2 separate regions of the Homo sapiens genome follow, and region 2 is linked to region 1. The links are chromatin contacts, found by POLR2A ChIA-PET in ENCODE. All regions are on one chromosome and are shown on one strand. The core of a region is the stretch at or near the end of the contact, and the rest is flanking DNA. Distances in the headings are between cores, read along the strand shown. Region 1 holds the start of TRERF1 (transcriptional regulating factor 1). Region 2 overlaps PRPH2 (peripherin 2).

The links. ChIA-PET counts read pairs that join two places held with the same protein, here RNA polymerase II (POLR2A).
Region 2: POLR2A ChIA-PET joins it to region 1 with 11 read pairs in WTC11. The contact joins the enhancer-like site here to the promoter of TRERF1 in region 1. POLR2A ChIA-PET finds 5 or more read pairs at or near these places in 4 of 52 experiments (A673, HEK293, WTC11 and 1 more).

Annotation. Positions count from the first base shown.
Region 1 is chr6:42,448,622-42,456,547 of GRCh38, reverse strand. TRERF1 (transcriptional regulating factor 1) reads left to right here and starts at 4,622. Exons shown (of 18, transcript NM_001395490.1): 1 at 4,622-4,874; 2 at 5,287-5,371. It overlaps LOC124900214 (arf-GAP with GTPase, ANK repeat and PH domain-containing protein 2-like), which reads right to left and starts at 4,188. Exons shown (of 4, transcript XM_047419627.1): 1 at 2,266-4,188; 2 at 1,633-1,768; 3 at 394-603. The coding sequence starts at 3,727. The coding sequence ends at 2,630. LOC107986596 (a long non-coding RNA gene) reads right to left here and starts at 4,188. Exons shown (of 5, transcript NR_171668.1): 1 at 3,923-4,188; 2 at 2,266-2,331; 3 at 1,633-1,768; 4 at 394-603. RefSeq lists silencers at 3,168-3,607, 4,078-4,157.
Region 2 is chr6:42,701,802-42,709,727 of GRCh38, reverse strand. PRPH2 (peripherin 2) reads left to right here. Exons shown (of 3, transcript NM_000322.5): 2 at 5,117-5,363. Among named protein-coding and RNA genes, the nearest start is that of PRPH2, 17 kb to the left of the region's middle. RefSeq lists a silencer at 6,270-6,470. Within about 2 kb of position 5,172, at least 4 of the 41 ENCODE cell types and tissues checked have a DNase peak (open chromatin) inside an H3K27ac peak, as active enhancers do.

The DNA of each region.
Region 1 (7,926 bases), core at 3,373-5,872:
GTTTAAAAAAAAAAAAAAAAAGGAAAGAAAAAGTAAAAAGAGATAGGGTTTGGATTCAGGTTGGCCTGGATGCAAATTGGTGCAAATTACATAATCTCTCTGAACTTTCATTTCTGTCTGCATCTGTAAATAAGGATAATGATGAAGATTTGGGGCAGATTAAATAAGAATATGCATGCCTAGTATTTAGCACAGTGCGTGGCACACGGAAAGCCCTCGATAAATGTTAGCAATTAATGTAGAAGAGGAAAAAGAACCACAAAGTATTTAAACATTTGCATTTGTTAGTAGCTCGAGGAAATGGTGGCTCATCATTGTTAATAGAGCCTGCTTAGGATTGAGGCTGAAGGGGGGAAGGGTGGGAGTGGGGATAGGATAGGGGAGTGGCTCTACCTGGATTGGAGAAAGGAGTTCTGGACATAAAGATTTAAATTGGTGTCCGAGGAGTTCTCACAAGGCCTCAGCTGGAAAACAGTTAAATGCATCTTCTGACCACTAACCCAGGTTGCCTCCAGAGAAGGAAAACCAAGTGGGTGGCAGACAGGGTGGGAGGGAGACTTCTTGCTGTTTATTTGAATTTGGAACCATGTGAATGCATTCAACCTATTCCAAAAGAATAAATTACATTAAAAAATGGTCTTTTGCTATGGGGATAAGTGCTGAGAATGGTAAGACTAGGATCTAATGATAATAATAATAATAATTCCATTATACTTTGTGCAGCCCTAGGAGGGCTTCAGTCATGCAGGACAGGTTTTGAACTAAGATTGGGACTTTTTCAGCCTGACTCTGATTTCAAAGATCCAAGCTAATATTTTAATTTCAGTCACCCTCCTTCTGACCCTGATTGTAGAAAGATTCCAGACCCAGCGCTCATGGACTTGGTTTATTCAACCTGTGGATTGCCTTCAAGAGTATGCATTGTTGGGAGTCAAGTCTATTGGTAAAATCAGGGATGCATTGTCTGTGCATCTGCCGGTGTTTCCCAGTCCTTTTGGTGCTCTCTTTCTCTCTCTCTCTCTCCCTCTCTCTATATATATAATTTTATTTTTTGAGACAGAGTCTTGCGCTGTCACCCAGGCTGGAGTGCAGTGGGGCAATCTGCTCACTGCAGCCTCAACCCCGTGGGCTCAAGCCATCCTCCTGCCTTAGCCTCCTCAGTAGCTGGGACTACAGGCATGCACCACTATGCCTGGCTAATTTTTTATTTTTTAATAATAAACGTGGAGAGGGTCTCTCTACATTGTCCAGGCTGGTCTCAAACTCCTCAGCTCAAGCGATCCGCCTACCTCATCCGCCCAAAGCGCTGGGATGACAGGTGTGAGCCACCCCGCCTGGCCCCATAGATATTTTTCTGATGCTTCAATCAGCTAAGACTCTGAGGATCTGATTTTCTAGAGTCCTTTGGAAGGTGGGGGGGGGGCGGGGCGGGGGAGGATACACAACCCTATTCACAAATATTAGTAACTTGCTTTAAACTCTAAGGCCTTACATAAAATAACTCATTTAAACCTCACAATAACACTATGATATGAATACTATCATTCCCATTTTACAGGCAAAGAAACTGAACCAAGCGGTTAAGTAATTTGCCTAAGGTCAGAGCCTGCAGAGCTAACCATCTGGCATTACCATCACTCTGTTGGCAATGAACAGAGCGGGCCAAGCGTGTAGGGTGTAGGGGGTCCTTTGAAGATGACAAAAGCGTCCTTGGCTGTGTAGCCGCAAATCCCAAATCCTTCCTTCTCTGCAGCTTCTGGTTTAGGAGCTGGAAAGACAGGCTGTGAATTTCCACATTGACCTGGGGCAATTAACTTAACTCTCCGAATAGGTTCCTTATCTGCCCCGGGGAGGAGTTTTAGATTAAGAGGGTGTGTGTGTGTGCTGGGAGGGAGGTGGAGGGGCTGAGTTTTCTGGGTGGTGCGGTTTTCCCAAGTCCCGTTTTGAGGTTTTGTCCTAGCCAGCTCCCGCTCAGGTCCCTGGGCGGTGACGGTGGTCAAGCTTAGCTTGGCTGTTCCTCCTCCGCTTGGAAAAAGGCCGCCACTGGGGCCAACTCCGGCCACAGCGCTGCTGCCAGGAGACCTAGGGTAGGTCTTTTCCCCTGAGGTAGAGACCTGGGTGTACCCTCAGGAAGGCATCTTGAAGTTACTGACAGTTGAGTCAAATCTTGAAGGTCCAGCAGGAGTTAGTAAGAAGAGGTGGAAGGGGAAAGGTTAGGCGCCCCCTCCTCCACCCCTTGAACAAAGAAAGCTTGACGGGGCTTACAATATCCGAGGAAGAGCTGGGCGGGTAGAGAGGTCTGTAGAGGCGAAATCACAACTTGGCTTTATTCTAAGGGCAATGGAAGAGGGTTTTGAAGGCTTTAAAATAATGTCATTAGGAGTTTTAGTCGCTTGGGAGGAATGGGTCGGAGGGGGACAGGAAGCTATCGCAGAAAGCAGCCCACTTGGAAGATGACCGAGGACTGAGGAAAGAGGGCGGGGGACATCGAGCATCTGAAGCCTTTCCCAGTCGCCGCAACACTGTGCGCTGTCCCTCGGCTTTCTTTGCTTATGTGGAAGGGCTCCATAAAGGGCTGGGCACGCGCCAAACGCTCATTAAGCGAAATAGCCCGGGTCCCCTCCTCTTTTCAGGGACTCTGTGGTCCACGTGCCCCAGAATTGGTAGGGTAGGCGGGAGGACTTTCCACTGCTGAAGATGGAGAACCGTTACCCCTCAAAAAACACAAAAACCTCGGGTGCTTTTGGCAGCAGTCTCCTCCGCTCATGACCTCATGCTTTAAGCTCCCATATAGCCTCCCTCCGCCCAATCCACACCCAGCGCCCGGGTGGGGGTGGGGTGGGGGACACTGGCGAAGGTCTGGGTAGCGGGAGGTCATTCTTCTTGCGCGACATTTTGGGGGAAGGGGCGCAATGATTTCCCCCACGGAAAAAAATGGATGGTGTAACTTTCTGTCGTGCAAAAAATACTGTCTTGCCCTCGAGACAGATGCCTCGAACCCGGCTCGAGGTGGTCTGTTTAGCTGAACTACCTTTGGTTCACGTTTCCTCTGACCAGGAAAGAAGCTTGGAAATGCAGGGGTCTCAGGCCAGGTTCCCTGACACCTGGGCCGACCACTGCCACGCCTTCTCGGGACCTGGGGGCCGTCCTGCTGTTGCCCTCCGCCCCCGCCCGCGCCGCGGAGGTTTGAACCTTCGGCTCGCCTTTCAGCCCGCGCCCTGCCCCCTGCTCGCAGCTGCTCCCGGTTTGGGTGCAGCGGTTTCCCCCGCAGAGGAGGAGGAGGAGACAGCGCGAGGGAGCGACTCCGGGCTCGGGTTTCCGCACCAATGCCGAGCAGCCCCGGGCGGCCCCCGGTGGCCGTCCCTCCTCCCCGGCACCACGTTCCACAGTCATGGCGCGCGAGGAGGGGCGAGCGCGCGCGGCGGCTGCACCCGCGCCCCCTCTCCTCCCCTCCCCTCCGCCGCCCGGCCCCTCTCCTAGGCAACCCCCCTCCCCGGCCTGCTGCGCCTGCCGCGGCAAGGGAGACCCCTCCCCAGAGAGCTGCTCTTCCAGCGCGGTCTACTGCACCCCTTCCCCGCCCCCATCGGGGCGGAGGGATGGAGACGCGCGCTTCGCGAACCTCCAGCCCCTTCTCCGGAGCCCCAGCCCTCTCCCAGCCCCACCGAGGCCAGGGTGCGGTGGGGGTAGGCGCGGACCGTCTCCTCGCAGCCCGCCTCGACCTCGGCATCTTTGCAAACACTTAGAAAAATAAACAAACCCCCTCACAAACCCCAGTCGTTAGCTTGCAAAGCGTGTTACAATAACCGGGACGGCTACGCAGGAAGCAATCCTGCACTGGTCCGGGTTTAAGGCGGCAGCTTCCCGGCCACGCTGCCTTCTCCCCGGCCTCGATTTTCCGGCCATGCCGGAGGGTCCGCTGCACCTCAGGGCTGACAGGTCCCGCTCGCGCAGGGCCGCAACTGGGCCCGTGTCCCCCGTCCCATCCTCGTCCAGAGACTCGCCAGCCTACAAAAGGTGCAACCTCACGCACACGCAAAGCGCACAAATAAAGTCAGCAGCGCACCGCCGCGAAGGCTGCGAACAATGCGCCGGGCGGCCCGCGCCCGCCGTAGCGCTGCGCCCCGGGGGAAAGGGGACGCGGGCGGGGGCCGAGGCGGACGACCAGCCGGTCGCGGCGCTGGACACCTTACTTCCTGCTTCCCCGCCCGCGGCCAGACCCAGCTCTGCGGAGGGATATCTCCCCTCCTCGGTCCCTCTCCCTCCCTTCCCCCTCCCTTCCCCCGCCCTCCCCCTCTTTTTGCTCCTGCTCCCCCCCCCCACCCCGCCTTTCTCCTTTTGCAAGAAAATAATTTGACAGTCGATTTGCTGACAAGGGAGGAATTTGCATCCTGGATTTAAAAAAAAAAAAAAGGCCGAGAGGAGCTTGGGAACGGTTGCTAGGGGTGGGTAATGGGTGAAAAAAGGGGGGTACCGGGGAGCGGATAAGGAGGGTTAAGGGAGGGGGCGAGGATGGGGAGCAATGCAAAGGTAAGGCCAGGTTACCGCGGCTCGGCCCCGAGTGGGCTGCGACCGGGGGAGGGGCGAGAGATACATATGTATTTCTGTCTCCCCAGCACACCCCCTTCCCTCTAAGCGATGGCTGAGAGGCGGTGCATGCAGATGGGGAGTAAGTTTCCTGAAGGGGAGGGTGGATGCACGCGCGCAGCCCGGCGCTGCAAATTTCCACTGGGGAGGGAGAACGGCTGGATGCGGAGAGTTTGGAGTTGCTTGCGGCGGAGGGCAGGAAGGGGAGCAGGGCTGGGAAAGGGGGCTGGCGGGCGCTATATCTGGGAGTAAGTTTCCAGCATCAGGAGAGCCTGCACGCTTGCTCACTAGTAAGTTTCTGGCCGGGGAGGGCGCATGGGGAGGAGGAGAGGGAGGGGTGCATGTATATAGAAGGGGGGAGGGGGGAGCAGATTTCCTGCGGGGAGGCTGAATGCATATGGAGAGTAGATTTCCTGAAGGGAGGGTGGAGGCGTAGACGGACCGAGTAAGTTTCTTGCTGGGGTGGTGGAGGAGGTGGTGGGTTGGTGCTTTGGAAACCCAAAGCTTCCTACCCTGGGTGGGGGAGCACACTCTTGTCGGGGGGACGAGGGGCCAGGTTCCCTGCTGGGGAGAGGGGCTTGCATCTGGGGAGTATGTTTCCTGGCGGAGCGATATTTGTTTACAGGCTGAGGGCAGTACAGTAAGTGAGTAGCGCTGAGAGAAGGCGGCTGACATAAATTAATATTGAAATTACTCCATCAGCTCTGCTCGCCCCCCATCTCACCCCCCAAGCGGATACTGGTCTTCTCGTCGGATTGCCCATGCACTTGTTGCAGAAACAGCCAAGGTAGGCAAGAAGCTTATTAAGTTTCATTTTTAAAAAATTAGTTTGGGGATGCTCCTCGAGAAGACGGGGGTGGGGCGAAGTGGGGAGGGAAGAGTGGGGAGACAGAAGGAGAAGTCTCCCCCCCCTTTACTTTCACTATGCAAGCAGGCCTTCTCCCTTCTTCCCTTCTTCCCTCTCCGGGCTGCACAGCATCCCAGCAAAGGGGGAGGGATGAGGTGGGCGCTATAATTGGCAACCCTGGCTTAAAGGTAGTGATGGTGGGCTTGCATTTGAGGTTGTGATGTTATAAAGGCTTCATTCTCCAGCTAAGAAACCGCAGGACTCTGCCTTTTGGGGTTTTTGACATGATACATATGTGTATGTATACGCGCCTGCGGGCTCTGTGGGGGCTGGGTACTCCCCAGAAGTTAGTGTGGCCACCCAGATGGGAGAAATGTGTAAGGGGGTAAACCTGTTCCTTCACTCCCCAACTTCAGTTTGGGAGACTGGGAAGTTACTGCCGGTGGTCTTAAGAAACAGATATTAAAAACCAACCAAACCACTCCTTCACCAGCGGAGGCCGAGAGCACCTGGCAGGCAGCCTCTGGCCAGCACTGGACTGGAGCATGTGCGCCTGCCATCCTTAGGTTACAAGAAAACGCTTTCTGGTTCCTCCGTGTGTCTTCTACCGGCCTGTTAGAGCCAGCTTTGTGGAAACTCTTCCCCAGACTAGACGCAGCTTTGGCAAGTGCCAGTACTGAAGGGGATGGCTTCAATTCAGCATGGCCTGGGCTGTCTTGTGAGTGCGTGGAAGTCGTGCTTAGGAATGACCGCCCCTGTAGTGGCTAAAGAGTTCATTAAAAAATATCTCCTGAAAACCGGTCCAGGTGCACTTTTCAGCAGGTCATTGAGGAGAGTTTTAAGAAGGGGAGTTTTAAGTTGTCCCAGTTAGCACCCACCTTCTGCATCACTGACCCTTTTAAGAAAGGAGTTTGGCGATAGGAAGTGTGGTGTTGATGCTCACTGACTGGAGAGGATAACAGCAGGAGTCCTCAGTGCTTAACTAGTTAACCAGCAGCCTTTGCCTCTCCTTGCCTCTGTTTTCTTGGTCCTCAGCCTACTGGTTTCTGCAGAAGAGTTGTAGGTCTTAGCTGTCAGCTACCTTGATGATGCTGGGAGTTTTAACTTTGCTAGGATAATTTTAGCATCTCGGGTCCAACCCGGAGACGTTTAGTAGGGTTAGGGAGTAGCCACTAGGCAGTGGGGTTAACTGAGGTTGGTTAAGCTTTCTGCAATTCTGTAGACAGGCTCTGTTCTAGCAGGGTCGAGAAAAATGGGTTTTAAAAAACTCGCTACACATTGCTGATGGAGAGTGCTTTTTTTCTTTCCTAACTGTCGTCAGATTTCCAGATTGAGGGTTGATATTTGGCAGTTTGAGAGTTGAGTTAGTTGGGAATTAAATATTATTGCTGCTTATCAAATGTTCCTAACTAGGCATTAGTTAAGCAAATTAGCTATTATTTTTACCTGATGAAAATCTGAGTCTGGTTGTTGTATTTGCTGGGAGGGTAAACAAAATCTTTATGTATGTTCATTCCAGGGTGGAATTATTTACATGCCTAGCCTCAGAGCCAAGAGCAGTCATTCAGGTTTTTTTCCTTATATTTATGAGATTTATTTTATTGTCTTGCTTTGGCCATTAATCAAGTCACAGTAGTTTTTTTTTTTTTTCCTCTTCTACCGAGAATGTTCTTGCGGTAATAAAGGCTTGAAGGCCCATGAATCATAATTCGTTCTTTTTAAAATATTGTGGTGATTGTCAGGATCTGATTTATAGGAATTGATACCCGGAGTGACACACCTCTCTGGGCTCCGCCCTTTTAGGCATGTCCATTTTCGCCAAAGGATTGTTTAGAAGCCAGCTTGACATCCCAAAAAGAGCATTTCCCTTCTGCTGTATGAGAAGATTAATTTTGCAGGTTCCATAGTAAACATGGGTCTTTTCACAGCTTGGTAAGCAGGCTTCCACATAGCAGGCATGTGTTATTATCACATAGCATTTATGTGAGCTTGCTGTGAAAACAGTTGTTCTATGAACTGTGTGGAAAGTACTCAGTTTTGCCTCCTATAACCGGCTTGGGCCTGTGGTTTTTGTTGAGTTAGGAACTTAAAGTGTAAAAGAGGAGACAGACTGCAGTGTTCTTTGCTGCTTGTATAATAAAATGTGTGGTCACAAAAAATAAAGCTTGTTTATGATTTTCTTTTTCTCCTTCTTTAATGGGTGGGTTGGTTATAATAACCGAAAGCGTTATTTTTTTGACAAATGTAAGGATTCTCTGTGAAGCTGATTAGCCAGGAAGTGTTAAAATTGTCTTGTGTTCAATAGTTGGCTTAAGTTTACAGTATTGGTAAAGTGACAAAGAACTTAAAGTAGTTTGATGCTCAAGGCTAGGGGAAACATCACTGGAAAGAAAGGTGGGGAAGGTACCAATTTCTAGCCATTTCTGGGCTTTGGATTTTTTATCTTAAAAGTGCGTGGTTTGATCCGTGAGTTCCCTTCCGGCTCTGAAATTCTG
Region 2 (7,926 bases), core at 3,923-6,422, 250 kb before region 1:
AGCTGGGGTGTCACCAATGGCAGCCAGATGCTCGTCCATCAACGGCTCCCATCCTGCTGCTCCTCCTACCCTCCAGGCATGACCCCAAGGAAGGGCCTGGCCCCACAGAGTGGTTGGGTGAATTTCTATATTCCCTATTGACTTGGTCTTGGATTACCATCTACCTCAACCCTCTAGGCCATAAGATCGAGGAAGGCAGGGGCATTTATTCACTGCTCTGTCTTCAGCGCCTAGAATAGCAGCTGGCAGGTAGCAGGTGCACAGCAAATATTTATCAAGTGAGTGAATGAATGAAAGGTCAAGTCAGGAGGGACAAGGGAGGTGGGGAACTCCAATGGGACCAGTGGGCAACTGCTGTGGGCTGGACCCAAGTTTTTTTTTTTTTTTTTTTTTAATTTGAGACAGAGTCTCACTCTGTTGCCCAGGCTGGAGTGCAATGGCATGATCTCAGCTCACTGCAATCTCCACCTCCCTGGTTCAAGTGATTCTTCTGCCTCAGCCTCCCCAGTAGCTAGGATTACAGGCGCCCGCCACCACGCCCGGCTAATTTTTTGTATTTTTAGTAGAGACGGGGTTTCACCACGTTGGCCAGGATGGTCTCGAACTCCTGACCTCATGATCTGCCCACCTCAGCCTCCCAAAGTGCTAGGATTACAGGCGTGAGCCACCGCGCCCGGCTGGACCCCGACTTCTTGTGTGGCTTTGGGCGAGGCCTTGCCCTCCTCTGGGCCCCACTTGCTCCTCTGTAGGACAATCCGATGGTTTTCCAGGTCTTATCCAATGGCTCTAAGCGGAAGGAGGGACAACATTTTCTGAGGCCTCCAGCATGTCCAGCCTGTGTCAAATGCGTGACTCGAATTGTCTCATTTATATCCCCCATAACCCCTGAGAGGCAGCTGCTATCACTCCCAGCTCACGCAGGTCCACAGAGTTTAAGCTCCATGGCTCCCAAATACATATTTAGGACTCAGTGGTGTGCTTTCAATCACCCCCACCCTGTCCACAGGACACTGGCAATGGCTCAGCTGGGACACTGTACTGAGGGGAAGGCTCCAGGGACAGCCTGTAGGTCAGGAGGTGGGACAGACAGCATTTGGGTTGGGAGGCCCCTAGCCTTGAGGAGGACACTTTGGGGAAGGTCTTGGGGGAAGAAGGGAGAGACCACTGCAGAGATGCCATCTGCTCAGTGTGTCCAGGGCTACTGGCCCCTCCAGAGGGCCAGTAGAGGGGAGCGGGAGGCCCGAGCTGAAGGCCCCCCTCACACTGCTCCAGCTTGTCTTCCCACCCCTGCCCCACTTCCGTCACCAACAGCCCGGTGCCCAGAGAGGGGCTGCAGAAGGACAGCTGAGCAAGACACAGTTTCTGCCTTCCCCACGCACATGGCTGGAGTGGGGCTTTGAGTGGTGGGCAGGCAGTGCCAGCGGGCAGGTGCTCCGTGTCAGGCCCACCATGGAGGGTGGCCCGCACGATCCTGCCCTCAAGGAGCTGACAGCTTCTTTGCCACAGCTGGTAGAACCTGCACGGCCAACTCCCCAGGGAGGGCTCTCCCATGATATGATATGGCGTGGTGGGCTCTGTTCTTACAACCTGATGTCAGCTCCCAGGTGCTCAGAGTACCACCCCTGATGGCTCTTGCTCGGCCACCTGCCCAGTGAGGTGGCTTTTGCTCACAGCGCATGGCTACTATGTATTAATACCAGCACTCTTCAAGCACTCTTACATGTATCACTTCATGTAATCCTTTGTTTCAAATATAAGGAAGCAGAGGCAGGGAGAGGTTAAGGAACTTGTCCAGAGGGATGGAGCTGGCATGTGGGCGAGCCAGGAGTAAACCCAGGCTGTCCGGCTCTTGTCACCGATCTGTGCTGCCCATGCCACCCAGGGCCATGTGGTCTCTGGGCAGTGTGTTCTGCCCACGAAGTAGAGGGCAGGGATTACAGGGCGTGTGGAAACATGGTTGCCATGACCCAGGCCACCTCATGCAGCCCTTCTAGAAAGTCTTAATCATAATAGGCGGAAGTCAACATGGTTCATGGAAATGGAACCACCAGTGGCCCTTGAGCACACCAAAAGACGCTCAACTTCACTCATAATGAGAAAAATGGAAATGAAAACAACTCTGAGATACTGTTTTTCAAAGATTAGGTTGGCAAAGATCAAAAGTCTGACCTGTGTGGATGTGGCTGTGGAGGACAGGTTCTCCTGAGCATGGCTGGTTGGGCTTTGTGAACCGCGCCCCCACCTCAGCCCCCAGCAGGAGAGACCAGAGGAGAAAAATGGCAGGTATCTGGCAAGATCACCCTTTGATGCAAGGATCCATCTTCAAGGAATTTACCTGCTCCATATAGTCACAATATGCAAAATGACTGATGTCCATGTTTGTATTAACGAGAGACTGGGAAAAACCCAAACTTCCATCAGTCTGGAACTGGCTAGGACCCATGTGCCATCCACGCAATGGGAATACCATGCAGCTCATTAACAAACAAAAATCCAGGACACTCCACAGACAGATACGAAAATATCTCAGCCGAGCGCAGTGGCTCATACCTGTAATCCCAGCACTTTGGGAGGCTGAGGCAGGTGGATCACTCGAGATCAGGAGTTCCAGAGCAGCCTGGCCAATATGACAAAACCCCATCTCTACTGAAAATACAAAAGTTAGCTGGGCATGGTGGCACACCACTGCACTCCAGCCTGGGTGACAGAGCAAGACTCCATCCCCCATCCATGCCAAAAAAAAAAAAAAAAAGATCTCCAAGATATTGCTAAGGGAAAAAAGAAAGGTTCAAGACAGTATGTATATAATGTTCTAATTTGCAGTAATAAAAAAAGAACAGGAAAAATGAAAACATGTTTGCTTGTCCATGCATGAAGCCTCTCTCTGGTGGAACTGGCCATAGCGGTCAGGACCTGGAGGCTGAGAGATGAGGAGTGAGAGGCATTTTATATTAAAGAGATTTTATTTAGAAGCAAAAGATGGACATCTTTTAAGAGATTCGTGACCAATTCAATGAACATTGTTTAAAATAATCTCTATTGGAAACAGTTATGCTTTCTATTATGTTCTAAAAGTCTATTATGTAACGCATTCTTCGCGTGCAATTTTTTTTTCTTTTTCCTTTCTTTCTTTTTTTTTTGTTTTTTGAGACAGAGTCTCACTGGCGTGATCTCGGCTCACTGCAACCTCTGCGTCTCGGGCTCAAGTGATTCTCGTGCCTCAGCCTCCCGAATAGCTGGGACTACAGGCATGCACCACAACGCCTGGCTAATTTTTTTGTATTTTTATTTTTATTTTTTTATTTTTTATTTTTATTTTTTTTGAGACAGAGTCTCACTGTGTCGCCCAGGCTGGAGTACAATGGCGTGATCTCGGCTCACTGCAAGCTCCGCCCCCTGGGTTCACGCCATTCTCCTGCCTCAGCCTCCCGAGTATCTGGGACTACAAGAGCCCGCCACAACGCCCAGCTAATTTTTTGTATATTTAGTAGAGACGGGGTTTCACCGTGTTAGCCAGGATGGTCTCGATCTCCTGACCTCGTGATCCACCCGCCTCAGCCTCCCAAAGTGCTGGGATTACAGGCTTGAGCCACCGTGCCCGGCCTGTATTTTTATTAATTGTAGAGATGAGGTTTCACCATGTTGCCCAGGCTGGTCTTGAACTCCTGACCTCAGGTCGTCTGCCCACCTGGGCCTCCCAAAGTGCTGAGATTACAGGTGTGAGCCACTGCACTTGGCCTACATGCAACTTTTTCTTTTTTTTTTTTTTGAGACGGGGTCTCACTGTATCGTACGGGCTGGAGTGCAGTGGTGTGATCTTGGCTCACTGCAACCTCTTCCTCCCGGGTTCAAGTGATTCTCGTGCCTCAGCCTCCCGAGTAGCTGGGACTACAGGCGCGTGCCACCACGCCCAGATAATTTTTGTATTTTTAGTAGAGACGGGGTTTCACCATATTGGCCAGGATGGTCTCGATCTCTTGACCTTGATGAAGATCTGCCCATCTTCGTCTCCCAAAGTGCTGGGATTACAGGCGTGAGCCACCGCGCCTGGCTGCAACTTTTTATTTAGATGACAAGCACCCAGTCAAGTGCACAAATATATATATATATATATATATATATATATATTTTTTTTTTTTTTTTTTTTTTTTTTAGAGAAAGTCTTGTTCTGTTGCCCAGGCTGAGAGCAGTGGTGTGATCATAGCTCACTGCTGCCTTGAACTCCTGGGCTCCCGCCTCGGCCTTACAAAGTGCTGGGATTACAGACATGAGCCACCATGCCCAGCCAAATGCACGGATCTTAAGTGTGCAGCTCAGGGAGTTTTGACCATAAAACACCTGGGTAATCACCCCCAGGCCAGGTAGAACATACCCAGCCTGCCTGAGGGGAAGGGGAGACTTTTCACTGTAAAGATCCCTTTTGAATTCTGAACCTGTGTGAATGTATGGTAAGCGCTAAACAAATACACACAAAAATATAGAAGTGCAGAAGATATGCTGGGAGCCCCGCCCATCAGCCTGGAGAACCTGCTTGCAGCTGTGTCCCTTAGGTGAGTCAGGAGCTCCCACCTGGCTGGGGGTGGAGTCCTCCGAGGGCAAGGACTGTGCCTGCCTCGGGTCTCCATCCCCTGCCTCTGCACAGGCCCTGGGACTGAGCAGGCCTTCTGGAAACACCTGGCTGGAAAGGGCCTTGGCCACCAGTGACCTGTAAGGGGGAGATGAGGTTGGTGAGGGAGCTGTGGGCATCACCAGTGGCAGCCAGATGCTTGTCCATCAACAGCTCCCATCCTGCTGCTCCTCCTACCCACCTATGCACCAGGCATGGCCCCAAGAAAGCGCCTGGCAGCACAGAGTGGTTGGGTGAATTTCTATACTCCCTATTGACTTGGGTCTTGGATTACCGTCTACCTCAAGGTCGAGGAAGGCAGGGGCATTTATTCATTTTTTTGTCTTCAGCGCCTAGAACAGTGACTGGCACGTAGCGGGCGCACAGCAAATATATACCAAGTGTGCGAGTGAATGACTATTCTAGGTTTCCAGAGGCAGGGGTTGGGAGGAAGTGGCCCCTGTTGAGAAGCCCGGGAAGCCCATCTCCAGCTGTCTGTTTCCCTTTAAGTCGAATCAAGAGCAACGTGGATGGGCGGTACCTGGTGGACGGCGTCCCTTTCAGCTGCTGCAATCCTAGCTCGCCACGGCCCTGCATCCAGTATCAGATCACCAACAACTCAGCACACTACAGTTACGACCACCAGACGGAGGAGCTCAACCTGTGGGTGCGTGGCTGCAGGGCTGCCCTGCTGAGCTACTACAGCAGCCTCATGAACTCCATGGGTGTCGTCACGCTCCTCATTTGGCTCTTCGAGGTAGGCCCTGGGCCAGCTGGGGGTAGAGGGTAAGGAGAGCCTCCGGTCCCATTTGGGTCTAATGGGGGCGGAGCCAGGCTTGGAGAGCATGCCTCCCTCTTTGGAAACAGCCTTCAGTGGAGCTGTGGGTCAGATCAGTCTGGGCTTGAACCCCACCCAGGGCCTCCACCTTTTGTATTTATTTATTTATTTATTTATTCATTTATTTCTTTTTTGGTTTCTTTCCCACCACTTAAATTTATTTTTTTTATTTTTTTTTTATTTTGAGGCTGAGTCTCTCTGTGTTGCCCAGGCTGGAGTGCAGTGGCATGATCTCAGCTCACTGCAACCTCCCTCTCCTGGGTTCAAGGGATCCTTCTGCCTCAGCCTCCCGATAGCTGGGACTACAGGCATGTGCCACCATGCCCGGCTAATTTTTTATATTTGTAGTAGAGACAGGTTTTCACTGCATTAGCCAGGATGGTCTCGATCTCCTGACCTCGTGATCTGCCTGCCTCGGCCTCCCGAAGTCTGGGTTTACAGGTGTGAGCACTGCACCCGACCGACAATTGTTTTTTTAATTGAGGTGAGATTTATAAAAGGTAAACAATTTGGTGTCATCTAGTTGATTTACAATGTTGTGCAAGCACCTCTACCTAGTTCCAAAAGACTTCCATCAGCCCCCAAGAAAATCTCACACCCATGAAGCAGTCACCACCTCCCAACCTGCCCTCCAGCCCCTGGCAACTGTTCTCTGGATTTATGTATTTTGGACATTTCATATAAATGGACCCATATTACGTTTGGCTTCTTTTAGTTAGCATGTTTTGGAGGTTCATCCTGTGTCCCCACTTTTTGGTACCGAGGTCTTAGTCATTTAACCTCTCTGTTATATGGGGTGACAGCACTTAGCTTTGGGGACTATTGGGAGGCAACATGAACAGCATGTGCAGGTGTTCAGGAAATGGGTACTGTTTGGATTTGTGCTTCTTGGGATGCTGGTCCTCATTTACCTGTTAGTCTAGTTATGTGTGGGTTCATCTTATCTGCAACGCTCAGTTTCTCTGTAGCTATAGGGCTTGCAATGTAAGCAAATCCTCGGTGAGTGTGCTGAATTCGCTCTTTGGTTAAAGAGATATTCATTTTTTATTTTTATTATTTTAAATTGTTTATTATTATTTTTTTTAGAGACAAGAAGAAAAATTCACCTGTCACCCAGGCTGGAGTGCAGGGGCATGATCGTAGCTCACTGCAGCCTTGAACTCCTGGGCTCAGGGCTCTTCCCACCTCAGCCTTCTGAGTAGCTAGGACTATAGGCACATGCAGAGTAGCTGAAAACAGGTGCCCTGAGTCATACTCCGTAGAGTCTTCTGTAGAAATGGGGTCTTGCTATGTTGCCCAGGCTGCTCTCTAACTCCTGGCTTCAAGCAATCCTCTTACCTTGGTCCCCCAAAGTGCTGGGATTACAGGTGTGTGCCACTGCATCTGGCCAAGAGATATTTCTTTCTTTTTTTTTGAGATGAAGTCTTGCTCTGTCACCCAGGCTGGAGTGCAATGGCACGATCTCAGCTCACTGCAAGCTCCACCTCCCAGGTTCAAGCAATTCTCCTGTCTCAGCCTCCCAAGTAGCTGTGATTACAGGCGTGCACCACCACGCCTAGCCAGTTTTTGTATTTTTAGTAGAGATGGGGTTTTACCATGTTGGCCAAGCTGGTCTTGAACTCCTGACCTCAAATAATCCACCAGCCTCGGCCTCGGCCTCCCAAAGTGCTGGGATTACAGGCGTGAGCCACCACACGTGGTCAGAGATATTTCTTAAACATGTACCCATATGCCAGGCACAGCTCAGGTGTTGAATGAGAGCCTGTTAGTAAATGAGGTGGCATGGTGACTCAGGGTAGCTGCTTTGAGCTACCTTGAGAGCAGAAAATCCAAACTTCAAAATCCCAATGTACAAAGCCAGGAAGATTTGGTGAGGAAGCTTTTTCCATTGAGGAGATTCCCAAAGATTCCTTTAAATGAGTCACTGTCCTAATGCTATCAGCCAGTGCATCCTGCCTGTGGCTGATAAACACCTCCTCTAACTCACCACATGAAACTAAAGGGTGACTGTATGTCCAGGAAGCCGCCTTTTTTTTTTTTTAAGACAGAGTTTCACTCTTGTTGCCCAGGCTGGAGTGCAGTGGCGCGATCTCAGCTCACGGCAACCTCAGACTCCTGGGTTCAAGTGATTCTTCTGCCTCAGCCCCTTCCAAATAGCTGGGATTACAGGCGCCCACCACCACGCCTGGCTGATTTTGTATTTTTAGTAGAGACGAGGTTTGACCATGTTGGCTGGGCTGGTCTTGAATTCCTGACCACAGGTGATCCCCCAACCTCGGCCTCCTAAAGTGCTGGGATTACAGGCGTGAGCCACTGCGCCCAGCCGAAGCCTTCTTTTAATGCTGAGGCAAACACAGCATATTCATGACTATTTATTGGTCGCTGACTCCTTGACACAGAGTCTTGGGTGGGTAGAATGAGGAGAGGAACATACTGCTGGAAATTTAGATGGCCACATTCCCTGAAAACACACAAAAAGAAG